Linked DNA regions of Homo sapiens: region 2 is linked to region 1. Evidence: chromatin contacts called from ENCODE Hi-C data. All regions are on one chromosome and are shown on one strand. Each heading gives the region's core, a stretch centred on a gene start or an enhancer-like site at or near the end of the contact. The rest is flanking DNA. Distances are from core to core; before and after follow the strand shown. Region 1 holds the start of PALS2 (protein associated with LIN7 2, MAGUK p55 family member). Region 2 holds the start of LSM5 (LSM5 homolog, U6 small nuclear RNA and mRNA degradation associated).

Region 1 (6,279 bases), core at 3,751-6,250:
TGGCAGAAGGCAAAAACAGGGGTAGAAACATAAAGATACAAGATATGACTAACTAGAATATCCAAACAGGGAAGCTTTGACTGTCATTGTGAATGACCTTGTAAATGGGGTCCCGTAGGCAGTAAGGAGACAGGGATAAAATGACTGGCACCTGGCAGTCAGGGCAAGGAGGCCCTGAGGCAGGGAGATGAGTTAGGAGACTCTGTAGGACTAAAGCAAATAAACAAGAGAATCCATTCCTATAATTTTGAGAAAGTGGGCTGCAAGGGATTTGAGTATGTGTTTGTTCAGGAGATGGTAAAAGGAGGTAAAGGAAAGGAAGGTGCCAGAAAAACCAGCAGGAGCAACCCCGTGAATAGCTTATCTAGATGGAAATTTTCAACAGCGAGTTGAAAATATGCCTCAAGGGAGAATAGATACAGATGTGGAAGCATTGGTGCTAGAGTCCTAAGGATCCCTGGGATTCTCAAGATAAACAGTACTATCTGCTCTTTTTAAGTTTCTCCTCAAAAATTTATTTCATTCTTAGTGGAACATTTTTCTTTAGGAAGTAGGAGGAGATAACACAGCAAAGTAAGGGTCAGAGATGGAACAGTCAGAGAGGTCGAAAGAGCTCCCAGGTGGTATGGTATCAGAGAAGTTAAAGGAAAAGAGAGGTTTAGAGAGTGAGAGTACGAGAGATTAACCTCCTCAAACACTGCAGAGAAGTTCAATGGCATGAACACTAAGCAAAGACCTTCCCCACTAATTCTGTCATATACTATTAAGACACCTGGCATAGCACTTATTATGTAATATTTTGCTTATTATTCTTCGCCATTAGGTAGGGACTACTTGATATTGTTAATTTTTTTATTTTCATTATGCTTCACTAGTAAATGAGTGACTGAATGGATGAACACATGAATGAAAATGTTAATTGTGATGGAAATAGTAGTTTCAGCAGAGAAGTGGGTGTGGAAGCCCAATTCCAATGCCTAAAATAAACAAATAATGGTAAGAAAAGTCAAGGAGATATGCTGAGATATATAGTTTTCTTTTTTAAGGAAAAACCAAACAACCCCAAAACTCAAGTTCTTATAATGTTTGGCTTTAATTGTGATGATTAAAAAAAAAAAAAGAACTGCCATCGTATCAGGAAATGTTTTTTCAGACAGCTAGTTTAGAGGAGAAAGTTCTGCTAAGACATTTCTGTTTGAGACAGTTGACCCAGTGGGACTTTTGGAAAGATTTAGATTATAAGAAAAGCCTCTGACAAATATCTATGAAAGCAAGATTAAAACAATAATGTACACAATCAACTGAGGTCCAGCGGTTTGTAAACCAGTGCCAGTCGGGATGCTCAGAGCTGGGAACGGTGATCTTCAGGCAGCCAGGTGAGACTAATCTGGAGAAGCTTTAGGAAGGAGATAAATTTAAGCTGTTTTGAAAGGGGACTATTCTAGTCAATTGGCAAAGAGTCTTAAAGCACAGGATTAGGAATTTTAATTTGATTACTCGAGGTAATTTGGAGCTACCCCACTGTTGTGAAGATTTGGTATAAATGTTGTTTGGAAGATGATTCATTTCCATAGTTCTTAACTCTGGCTGCGTATTAGAGTTATCTGGAGAGCTCTGAAAAAATCCTGGCACCCAGGCTGTGCTCCAGAGCAATTAAGTCTGGGATGGCATCAAAGCATCAGTGCTTTGTTTTGTTTCTTAAAGTTCTCTGGGTGATTTCAATAAAGAGCCAAAAATTAAGAAGCACTGCTCTGAGTATAGGATAAATTGCAAGGAAGCAAGAGAGAGGCTAGAATTAGAAAGGTTAGCAAGGAGGCTGGAAATTGGAATCTGACCTAGCTTTGTGAGCAGAGATAAAAGGAGTGAAGCTAAATAAAGTATTCTGAAGGAAAACTTGGTTGGACTTTGTGATGCATGCCAGTTGCATTTTTAAATAAAGCTATCCTCCAGGAGTGTCACTGCTTTTACTATGATGGATTAGTTGAAAAACAAGTACACAGGATTTGCTTTTGCTAAAATTCGGGGCTATTAGCAAAATTCTCAATTTCTGTAGGAGCAAAGCAGGTCAGAAGAGAAAAGAAAATGTAATCACATTAAAAGTGTATGTTGTTTACATTTGAAGGAGGAAACAAAATTGAGTGATGGATGCTCCTGAATTAAGAATCAAAATTCAAATTTTAAATTGAATTACCGTTGGGAGATACTGGGCTGTGGTAAAATTATGATCCCTTTAGAGTAACCTTGAAGGAAATGAAAAGTCAGACTATTAAGGACACTGAAGAGAAAGATCCACCATCATTCTCAATCATATCATTCCCCTTTCTTGGAATGAAGAATTTGTAACCGGTATGGGAAATGGATGGTGGTGTCTCAGTATGATGACCTCTCAGAAAGCTGAGTTGGGAACCAATGATGGGAGTTCCAATGTTTAACTGAGAACACTTTAAATTTATCCTGGCATGTCCCACCTTTAAAGTTTAGAGGAAGGGCAGAATGTTATAAAATGGGAATATCATTTATAAAAGGAAATAGTGTTTCCTTTTATAACTGTATATGAGTATTTGATACAATACTCATCTGACACTGAGAGAGGAACTTCACCGGCAAGAGCTTTCTGAAGGGGAGCAATCAAAGACAGTTATTGGAGCAAAATCATTTTTCTGACTCTAAGAATGAAGCTGAGTCTTACGGCAGTGATAAGCCTCCATCTGATAGCTGCTGTCATTACTTAGAGCACAGACTTGGAACTGCAAATGAAAGATAATTGTTCCTGTATTCCTGCTCCCAAATGCTGGGTCTCTGGTAGATGCAGAGATAAAGCAGTTGGCCAGGAGTGGTGCCAGCTTTAAGTCAGGTAGGTCTGCATGTAATTTGAGGGGCAGAGCCTACCCCAAACCCTCCCTCCCTAAAACTTCCTCAGTTAACATCATTCTACTTGCAGGGAGCAGGGGTAGAGTAGGTTAGGACATTGTTTCCAGAAGACCCTTGAGGAAATAAAAGTGCACTATTAAGGATCACTAACATATCTGGAAATGACATTCATACCCTACCTCCCACCCCAACCCCAGAGAAGCTCAGGGCAAGTAACTAAGTGGCTGGGTCCAAGGGGATGTGTTAAGGTTAAGAGTCAGAAGGGAAAAGAGTTCACAAGCCTGGGTAGGGTACAGCAGGGAGGACCCATGGGTGTCCTGTGAGAAGCAAGTGGGCCTGGGGCAGCAAGAAGGACCTGAAAGGTCTTGCTGACACCCCGAGAAGACAAACCCCATCCTTCCGCTTTGTCTCTGCCTTGGGCTCCGAGCCCACTCCACTTCATTTCATCCAGCCATCCTGACTACAGGGGGCCCAAAGCTACTCTGTGCCCTGGGCACGTTTGAGTCTCCTTAAATGCTTCCAATTACCTTTGCCTGGGTTTGTGGTTCCAGGAAAGAAGGTTCTAAATTAACACTGTACAAGGCCCCCCTGCATGTTGGTTTGCAAAATTAATGATCCTAATGGAAAAGTAAATTAATCTTTGATGCTTGGTTGAGGATAAACACAAAAATCACTGTTTTGGACACTGGACCTTCTTAATACATCTCATCAATAGTATTTTCTCTCTCCCTTCCATGCCTGCCACATTCACAAAGAGAGGAGACAATACAACTTATAACTTCATCTCTGAATCCAAAGGGCCATGATGCACGCATTTATTCTGCAAACACTTATTAATGGTCTGGTTTGTGCAAGGTGCCCAAGAGAAGCCAGGAAAGGCTGCACAGAGGAGGCCACCTCATAACACTCCTCACACGTAAAGTTTGACTTGCACTTTCTACGTTCATGGTTTGAAAAGATTGCAGTAAGCATTTTGTAAAATGTAAATTACATTCTTCAATTTTAGGAAGAACACAATAGTTTTTCCAAAAGCCGCCTGTCACAGGTCTGAGGGTTCACAGAGCTCTTTTAAGGGGATCGGAAGTTCTCTGGCTGCCTTGCTATGTTTTTCTAGCCAGAAGTCTCTGCTGCAGTGCATTGCTCAGTTCCTTTCAACTGAAAAATTAAATCTGCACTTCTGTCAAAATGTGTCATCTACACATCCGGACACTCATCACAGTTCACCAAGCTCTACGCAGAGTCCAGGCTGAAAGGATGGCATGCCCTCCCCAACCCCACCCTTTTGAGGTCTGGGAAGCCCAGGTGCTGGGGAGGAGCTGAACAACTGTGTCCAGGGAGTGTCTGGCAAAGCCGACCCAGGGAGTTCCACGGGAGCCTCGGTGCTATGAAAAGAGCCAGTGTCCATGCATTTCCTCGGGTGTGAATCACACTGCCCGGTCGGGCCTTTGGGAAAAAATTAATGAAGGACACAGTCAGCGCCGTAGAACCTGCCAAATACACATCAGATCCAGTGGAGTCTGTGAAGGGGGAGGGGGAGATTTTTCCAGAGGCTTTTCTTCTCGTTCCATTTCTCTTTTGTGCCCCACGACTGGGTTCTTGAATGTAAAACTCTCAGAAAGGTCAGGGCGGAGCCTGTTTTATGCCCCGAGGAGTATCTTGCCCACCCGTAAATGCTGACAGACAGCTGCGACTTCGGCCCAGGAGACCCGGCGGGGACTGGGTCCGACCAGCCCTCTCTCGCGGGCGCAGGTCCGGGACCCCTGAAGCGAGCCGGCCGGGCGCAGAGCGCAGTCAGTCTGGGCGCTCAGAAGCTGGGAGGGGGCTCCACCTGGGCGCCCAGCCGCGGCGGGAGGGGCGGGGCCCGGCTTTCCGGAGGCGGTGGCACCTCCTCGCGCCCGAGCGCGCGCTCCCCGACGTCCGGCGCACGCGCGAGGCCGGCTGGGAGCGCGCCCAAGCGGCGGCGGCGGCGGCGGCTGGAGGAGGAGGAGGAGGAGGAGGAGGAGGAGGAGGGCGGCTGAGGCGCGGCTGGCTGCGCGCGCGGAGGCAGCGGCGGGGGCGACCGGAGCTGGGGCAGAGTGGGGAGCGAGGGAGGGGGAGGAGAGAGAGGGAGGCGGAGGGCAGTGAGAGACGCATTTCCAGTTCTCAACTACGAGCCACGAGTTTGCAGATGGGGCTGCTCGGCGGCGCCTGTGGCTGAGGGAGAGCAGCGGCGGCGGGGAGCGACCGGGAGCGGCGGCAGCGGCGGCGCGGAGGCGGCTGAGGTGCGAGCCGGTGAGTTAACTGGACCCCCACGCCGCTCGGGTAACGGTCGCGCCGCGCGCCGGGCCGGCCGGGGGCGCCCTGTTGCTCGGCGCGGCGCGCCACGCGGGGACCCTGGCCCGCCCCGCCCCCCTCGGCACCTGGGCTTCGGCGGGCGCGGGGAAGAGGGACCGGCAGGCGGCGGCGGCGGCGCCGCGGTCGGGGAGGCTGCTGGCCGCCCCCAGCCCGGCCCGCGCGGAAGGGGCGCTCGGCCGGGCTCCTGCCTCTCTGGCTGCGGGCGGCTGGGCGGGCCGGAGCTCGGCAACGTGTCTGGCCCATGCTGCTTGCCGCCGCTCCCCACGCGCTCCCCGGCGCGGCCCCGACTGGGGCTAGGGCCGCAGACGCGCGGGGCCCCTTCGGGCGCGGGGCTTGGGTGCCTACACCTCTGCGGCGGGAGTCGCGGTGGAGCCTGAATGGAGAGCCGGCCTGGGGGCGGCGTTGCTGTGACTGACACCTCCGGGGTCTGTCCCGAGAGGGGGTGATTCCGCCGGCTCCCGGTTCTCTCCCGAGCTCGGAGTTGGTAGGGGAGGAGGCTTTCTCCAACTACCGCCGCTACTTCCGAGGTACGAGACTCCAGTTGTTTGGCCAAAGTGGCTGTGGGCCGAGCACAGGCTGCCGCGGGGGCGTTCGCTGCTGAGATCGTGCTCGCGGATTCTCGGTACGTTTGTCTGAAACCAAATAGGTGCTGGGGCTTTTTTATTTTGGCTGGGTGGAGGGTCAGCAGGGGAGTCGATTGAGGTATCCGACCGTGTGGTGACAGGATGTGGATTGGTTGGTAGATGTTTTTTTGCAGAAGGACTTTTTAACACTTTACTGGGAGTTTATTCTCAATCCTACCAGTTTCTGGGATTGCAGCTCGAGATTACATTTGTTAAACTTCCATCAGTTGGGTGTGCATCTGTGTAGGGGGTGGGGGTGAAGCGAGGGAGAGAATTGAAGACTGCCGGGGAAGCTCAGAAAATTCTCCGCATTACTTATAAACAGCCGGGTAAGGTCAGGCTAGCCACGTTTTATTCTTTCCTACGCCTTTGGAGAGTGTTGGAATTTTACTTTGTGCTTCAAGTATATTACAAGTGGTCTTGTAGTGTAGCTGAGAACGTTTGGGGTGCG
Region 2 (6,205 bases), core at 1,963-4,462, 7.9 Mb after region 1:
ATGGGATTTAAACATTAGAAAGTGGGAAAAAAAATTCCATTTTCTTGTCATTATAAGCCAAAACAAAATCTAGTGTAAGTCAAGGAAACTCATTCACACTTCAGGTCCTTCTCCTCCAGGAACCAGCTGCATAAAGAGGAAAAAGAGTTTATTAATAACACTACCACCATGTCATCTAAAAACCCCTTGCTCTTCATTAAGCCACCTTTGCCTGTCCCCTGCACTCCACGTTCCCATTTTCTCCAGATTGTCAGTATCTATTTACAATTCCCAACGTCATCAATTAATACTTACTATCTCAACAGCGATTAAAAGTTCCAAGCAAACTAACCTTTAGACCCAATGCCTCTTCAATAGCTGAGCTTTAGGACCCTGACCACAGAGAACCCCTTTCCCATCTTATGCACCACTGGGCCATGATCATTTAGTCAAGCAAGCAACATTAAGGTTAGTTCTGTAATCACTGCTCCCCAAAAATGGGCTCCCATCAAAATAAAACAGTTTCAATGTGTCTTACCATTGTTATATTATTTCCATTTAGCAAAATCTGATCTAATTTAGTAATCCTTCTTCCTTCTGGTGTGATTTCACTAAATGAATAGATAAAATACAGTCAGGACAAACAGTGAAAATCAAAGCCAACATTTTGGAAATACTTACCCTCCCTAAAAAGGTTATCCTTGTATACAAATTACACTGAGGTTGAGCAATTATATCCACAATTTTCAGATACAAAGGTTATCCACTAGGTAATGTAACCTTCATTAAAAGCAGCAGAATGAACTCACTGACACTAAGACCCACGTCTATCAGACAGAGCTTCATAAAAAGAAGTGAAAGCTTGCCCAGGAAATCAAATATGAAATGAAATGTTTTTTGGGTTTTTTTTTTTTTAAGAGACAGGGTCTTGCTCTGTTGCCCAGGCTGAGTACAGTGGTACAATCATAGTTCACTGCAGCCTAGAACTCCTGGGCTCAAGGGATCCTCACCCTCCAGAGCAGCTAGGACTACAGCTGCCCCCTACTATAACCAGCTAATTTTTAAATTTTTTATAGAGACAGGGGTCTCCCTTTGTTGCCCAGGCTGGTCTCAAACTCCCAGGCTTAATCCTCCTCCTTTGGCCTTCCAAAGTGCTAGGATTACAGGAATGAGCCACCATGTCCAGCCTAAATGCTCTTACTATCAGTTCCTTTATTTGACCTGAACCCTAAAATTCCTGGCTCTTTTTGTTATCTTCTACCTTAAAACTGTGTCTCCACTAATATTCTAGGCGTTTACTAATAATTACATTAAGGTAATAACACTCTGATCCAATTTTACAAGCAAACAGATAAAACGTCTATCTTTAACGTTATTCCACCAAGAGGTAATGTTTTCTCATAAATAATTTTACTCAAAAGTAGTAAAACTGTCTTTAATTAAGAAGAGATTCCCCCCAATTCTTTAACACTACTCACAACTCAGTGACATCTTCCAGTACCATATCTGAAATTTGGTGTTAAGAAAATAAATACAGAATTTACTCTAGCTTCTGCCTTTGTTCAGCTTTTGTTTTTTGTTTTTGTTTTTGTTTTGAGACAAAGTCTCGCTCTGTCATCCAGGCTTAAGTGCAGTGGTACAATCACACCTCACTGCAGCCTCCACCTTTTAGGCTTAAAGGATCCTCCTGCCTTAGCCCCGGAGATTAGCTGGACCCACAGGTGTACATCACCATGCCCAGCTAATTTTTGTAATTTTTGTGGAGACAGGGTTTCATCATCTTGCCCAGGCTGGTCTCAAACTCCTGGGCTCAAGCGATCCACCCACCTCGCCCTCCCAAAGCGCTGGGATTATAGGCGTGAGCCACTGGGCTCGCCTGTTCAGTTTTAATTACAATGTTTAATACAATGGCTCAAATTCAAAATGCTTGTTGTTGATAGGAACTTTACCGTCTTTCAATACATACCTCTTAAAACATTATCATAAGTTCCCTGAGAATGAACTGATTTTTATTATAATAATCACAAATATACTGATTGTCTATAGTTCTTATGTTATTACTTAAGAAAAACCTATACCACCACCACCTTTTAAAAGGATACTGACAAAGTCATCAAATCCTAGAAGAGTACCAACAATTTCCTTATCACTCTTCATCACGATGTGAATTCTTGATCCTATACATTTGTCCACAAGCTCTGAGGAGGGAAAAAATATTATTTTACCATTCATTATTTCAACAAATATTTGAGTGCCTACTGGCACTCTTACTTGCATATAGTGAAAGAAAAACCAGGAAAAACATTCATTCAATAACTTTAGGTCTTATAATACAAATCTCAGTTCAAGCACAGCATCTGGCACATAATGAGCCTTCCAAAAGAGTCTGTGGCATGAAGGAATGAAAACTTTTCAATCACGGCCACGACCACTAGTTCAATCACTCTTCACCAACTACAAAAATATAAGAGGAGATAGGTATAATTATATTCACCGGAAACTCTCCGGTCACTGCTTCCCTTTCCCAACTCTGTCTATCCTCTGTGCTCTGACGGTAGCTTGAACATCTCTTTAGCTAGCCTAGCATTATGTGGCATGATGTCTACTTGTCCAGTGTTCTCTCCTCCACTGGCTTGTGTGCTATTTGAAGGCAATGGCTATGGTTTATCATTGAAAAATGCCCAGGCACGGTATCTAGTGTATAGATACTCAGTTACTACTTATTGAATGAATAAATAACAAACAGAGCTGGTTTCCAGATTCCTCATTTAAGGCTCATTCCGGACCAGGGTGTTAGTGTCACTAACCAACCACATACATAACATGGTCTATCTAATCTGGGGATCGTAAACGCCAGGCTGAGAAGTAGGCCTACTACCTATAACACTGCAGAGGCGGGCTCACAACAAAGTAGGCCGACGACGCGTTCACTAAATGTGGACCTTTTCCAGTGAAGGTCTGGTTTGAGAAGTCAAAGTCCTTGCCTGGAGGAGCCCGACCACGTTAAAGAGCAGGTGCGGCCTGCTGTCGCGAAGACTTGGAGCTCAGAGTCGAACCGCATTTGGTCTTATACATTTCCCCACACTCGGCCAGGGCCTGCCTCGGAACAGCCCCTCGGCCCCCAATCCTGAATGTCAGCTCCCTGTTCCTGCTCCCCAAAGGACGGCGATTACCTAAGGGCAGCAGCTGCGACGGGTTGGTAGTAGCGTTAGCCGCCATGGCTACGCCGGAAGTGGCCTGCCTTCATTGATGGTGGGACGACTTTGAAAAGCGCGCTTCCGCTTTTTCCGCAGCCCAAACAGGCTCGACCAATCTGAGGCCGAGCGCACGATCTAGTCAGCTGCGTGGGTCGCGTTCACTGGCTTTTTTCCCCGGCAAGTGAGATCCGGTGAAATATTTCCTGCCCACTGGACATTTTACCATCTCGGCAGATACCCATAATGCCCTTGAAGTTTTGGAGAGACGTTGAAGATATTTTGCCTTGTGAATAAATTGTTCCTGTAACGTTTGAGTCTTCTTCCCCCGTAAAGTTGCATTTCCTCTCAAGCCAGAATCTTCAAACCAGTATAAATCAATTCGTATTTCCTGCCATCAATTAACTGTTACAATTTTCGTTACAACTACTCATTAAGGAATCTATTGTTTCTTTTTAAAGTCCAGTGGATTGAAAATCTGCAACTAGCATTTTTTAAAATTTTTCTTTAGTGAGGATTTAAGATATGTTTTTTAAACTTTTTACTACTTTAATTCATCGTTCTTATCTTTTTATGTCTGGTAGTCTTATTTATTATAGGCTTTTAAATTCAGTTTCTTCAACAATTCTTGTCTCACAGGCAACCACCAGATGTCACTCTAAATTATTCCAGAAGTGTAAAATCATGCTTTCCACTTCTGTGTTGAAAACAGCAAAGTATCGGCCCTAGTCTGTTTTATATTTGTATCCTAGGAACTTAAACCTGAACAGTCTAGGTCAGGCGCAGTGGTAACGACTGTAATCCCAGCACTTTGGAAGGCCGAGGCGGGCGGATCACCTGAGGTCAGGAGTTCGAGACCAGCCTGGCCAACATGGGTGAAACCCCGTCTCTACTAAAAATACAAAAATTAGCTGGGCGTGGTGGCGTGCGCCTGTAGTCCCAGCTACTCGGGAGGCAGAGGCAGGAGAACTGCTTGAACCCGAGAGGCAGCGGTTGCAGTGAGCCTAGATCATGCAACTGCACTCCAGCCTGAACAACAAGAGCGAAACTCCATCTCAAAAAAAAAAAAAAAAAAAGCTAAACAATAAACATGAGCGGCCACAAAGAACGTCATTCATTCATACAACAAATGGTCATTAAGCACCCATCATTCCTTCATAGACTGAGTTCCTCAAGGCTGAGAATTATGGGAAGCAGTAGTTTACGTGATTAAATTTCTTCATTTTGAATTAAATGACTTTGGTTCAAATTCCATGGTCAGTTATTTGACAATGGGCAAGTTATTTTAACTTTTTAAGTCTCAATATACCCATTGGAAAAAATGGGGACAACAGTATCTACTCATAAGATTAATGTGAAGATTAATTGAGATAATCTATGAAAAGTGGTCAGCATAGGACCTGGCACATAGCCCTTTTAAACATGAGCTGTTATTACTTATCCTTGTTTTCTAATACATGATGTCTGGCTCAGAGTGAAGCTACATAAAGCTAGCATTGCTAGCTGGTTTTGCATTCATCTTATTTTTATAACCAGACATAAGCCACTTTAAGGAAGCAATTTCTTATTTTATACACTGTGCACACTACATTTTCAGGCACACTGTAGGGCGCCTAATGAATATTCTTTAAATTGATTCTCACTATTTCATTCACACCCATCAACATTCTCCTTACTCTTCATAAGATTTTAAATACGAAGTAATGCCAGATTTGTTTGTGACGCTTCTTTCTTTCTCTTTCTCTTTTTTTCTTTTTGTCCAATCCTCATTTGGTTGAAAACCACCTCTTTTCCTGGTTTTCCTTTTCTATTCCTATTTTATTTTCCCCATACCATACTGACAGTATGGGAGAATTCAAAACATTGTTGTTATTTGATAGAGTTTTTAAAAATTAGAAAAATAGGCTGGGCACAGTGGCTCACGCCTATAATCCCAACACTTTGGGGGCCGAGGTGGGCGGATCACGAGGTCAAGACATGAAGACCATCCTGGCCAACATGGTGAAACCCCATCTCTACTAAGAATACAAAAATTAGCTAGGTGTGGTGGCACACGCCTGTAGTCCCAGGTACTCAGGAGGCTGAGGCAGGAGAATCGCTTGAACCTGGGAGGCAGAGGTTGCAGTGAGCCAATCGTGCCACTGCACTCCAGCCTGGCGACGGAGTGAGACTCCATCTCAAAACAACAACAACAAAAAAAAAACAGAATAAACATTAGCAATTTTGAATGCCACTAATAAAGAATAAAGAAAATCTCTTTAGAATCTGAAAAAAGGAACGATATATAGTTCACTTACATAGTAGAGTTAATGGGGATTTCAGGGAGTGGTATTTTTATTATTTTCTCTCCTGAGGCAAGACACAAAAAGGAAGAACAGGCCAATTCCAAATGGAGAGTTGTTATGAACTTGAAAATATGTCATAGCTCTATGTCTCAAGGATTTTTCTCCCTTTAAGTCTTAAGTAGAAGACGTAAAATAGAATTTATAATTTATCATAAAATACATGTAACTACCAAAGGCTCTTCCATGTATTATATGTTCAGAAAGGCATTTCTAATTTTCTCCCTCGAGTTAAATTAGAAATTTTATTATTTTCCCAATAGACATTTGTCCTTGTGGACAATATCTTGTTAATGAATTTATTCTACATTAATACAACTCATTTAAAACATAATGTAAGATGTGCATGGTGGCAGGCAACTGTAGCCCCAGCTACTTAGGAGGCTGAGGCAGGAGGATCCCTTGAGCCCAAGAGTTTGAGGCCAGCCTGGGCAACATAGCAACACCCCATCATATTTTATTTATTAATTTAGAGACAAGACCTCACTCTGTTACCCAGGCAGGAGTACAGTGGTGTGCTCGCGGACTCAAGCAATCCTCCCATCTCAGCCTCCTGAGAAGCCAGTACCACAGGCGCGTGCTACCAAGTCTGGCTATTTATTTTTTATTATTTTTTGTAGAGATGAGGTCTCATTACATTGCTCAGGTTGGTCTCGAACTCTTGGACTCAAGTGATCTACCCACCCTGGC

The links. Hi-C counts contacts between places; a loop is a spot of excess contacts on that map. Pooled maps may share reads with other maps.
Region 2: a loop to region 1 is called in a map of B cell, with 19 times the contacts of the local background. The contact joins the promoter of LSM5 here to the promoter of PALS2 in region 1. A Hi-C loop is called at or near these places in 3 of 168 maps with a recorded cell type or tissue (B cell, CD8-positive, alpha-beta T cell and naive thymus-derived CD4-positive, alpha-beta T cell) and 4 of 50 pooled maps.

Annotation. Positions count from the first base shown.
Region 1 is chr7:24,568,452-24,574,730 of GRCh38, forward strand. PALS2 (protein associated with LIN7 2, MAGUK p55 family member) reads left to right here and starts at 5,001. Exons shown (of 12, transcript NM_001303037.2): 1 at 5,001-5,142. RefSeq lists enhancers at 4,150-4,219, 4,240-4,339, 5,205-5,704, 5,650-5,699, 5,750-5,869 and a silencer at 4,480-5,549.
Region 2 is chr7:32,487,168-32,493,372 of GRCh38, forward strand. It overlaps LSM5 (LSM5 homolog, U6 small nuclear RNA and mRNA degradation associated), which reads right to left and starts at 3,213. Exons shown (of 5, transcript NM_012322.3): 1 at 3,153-3,213; 2 at 2,082-2,177; 3 at 1,458-1,485; 4 at 518-590; 5 at 1-126. The coding sequence starts at 3,198. The coding sequence ends at 94. RefSeq lists an enhancer at 3,116-3,165.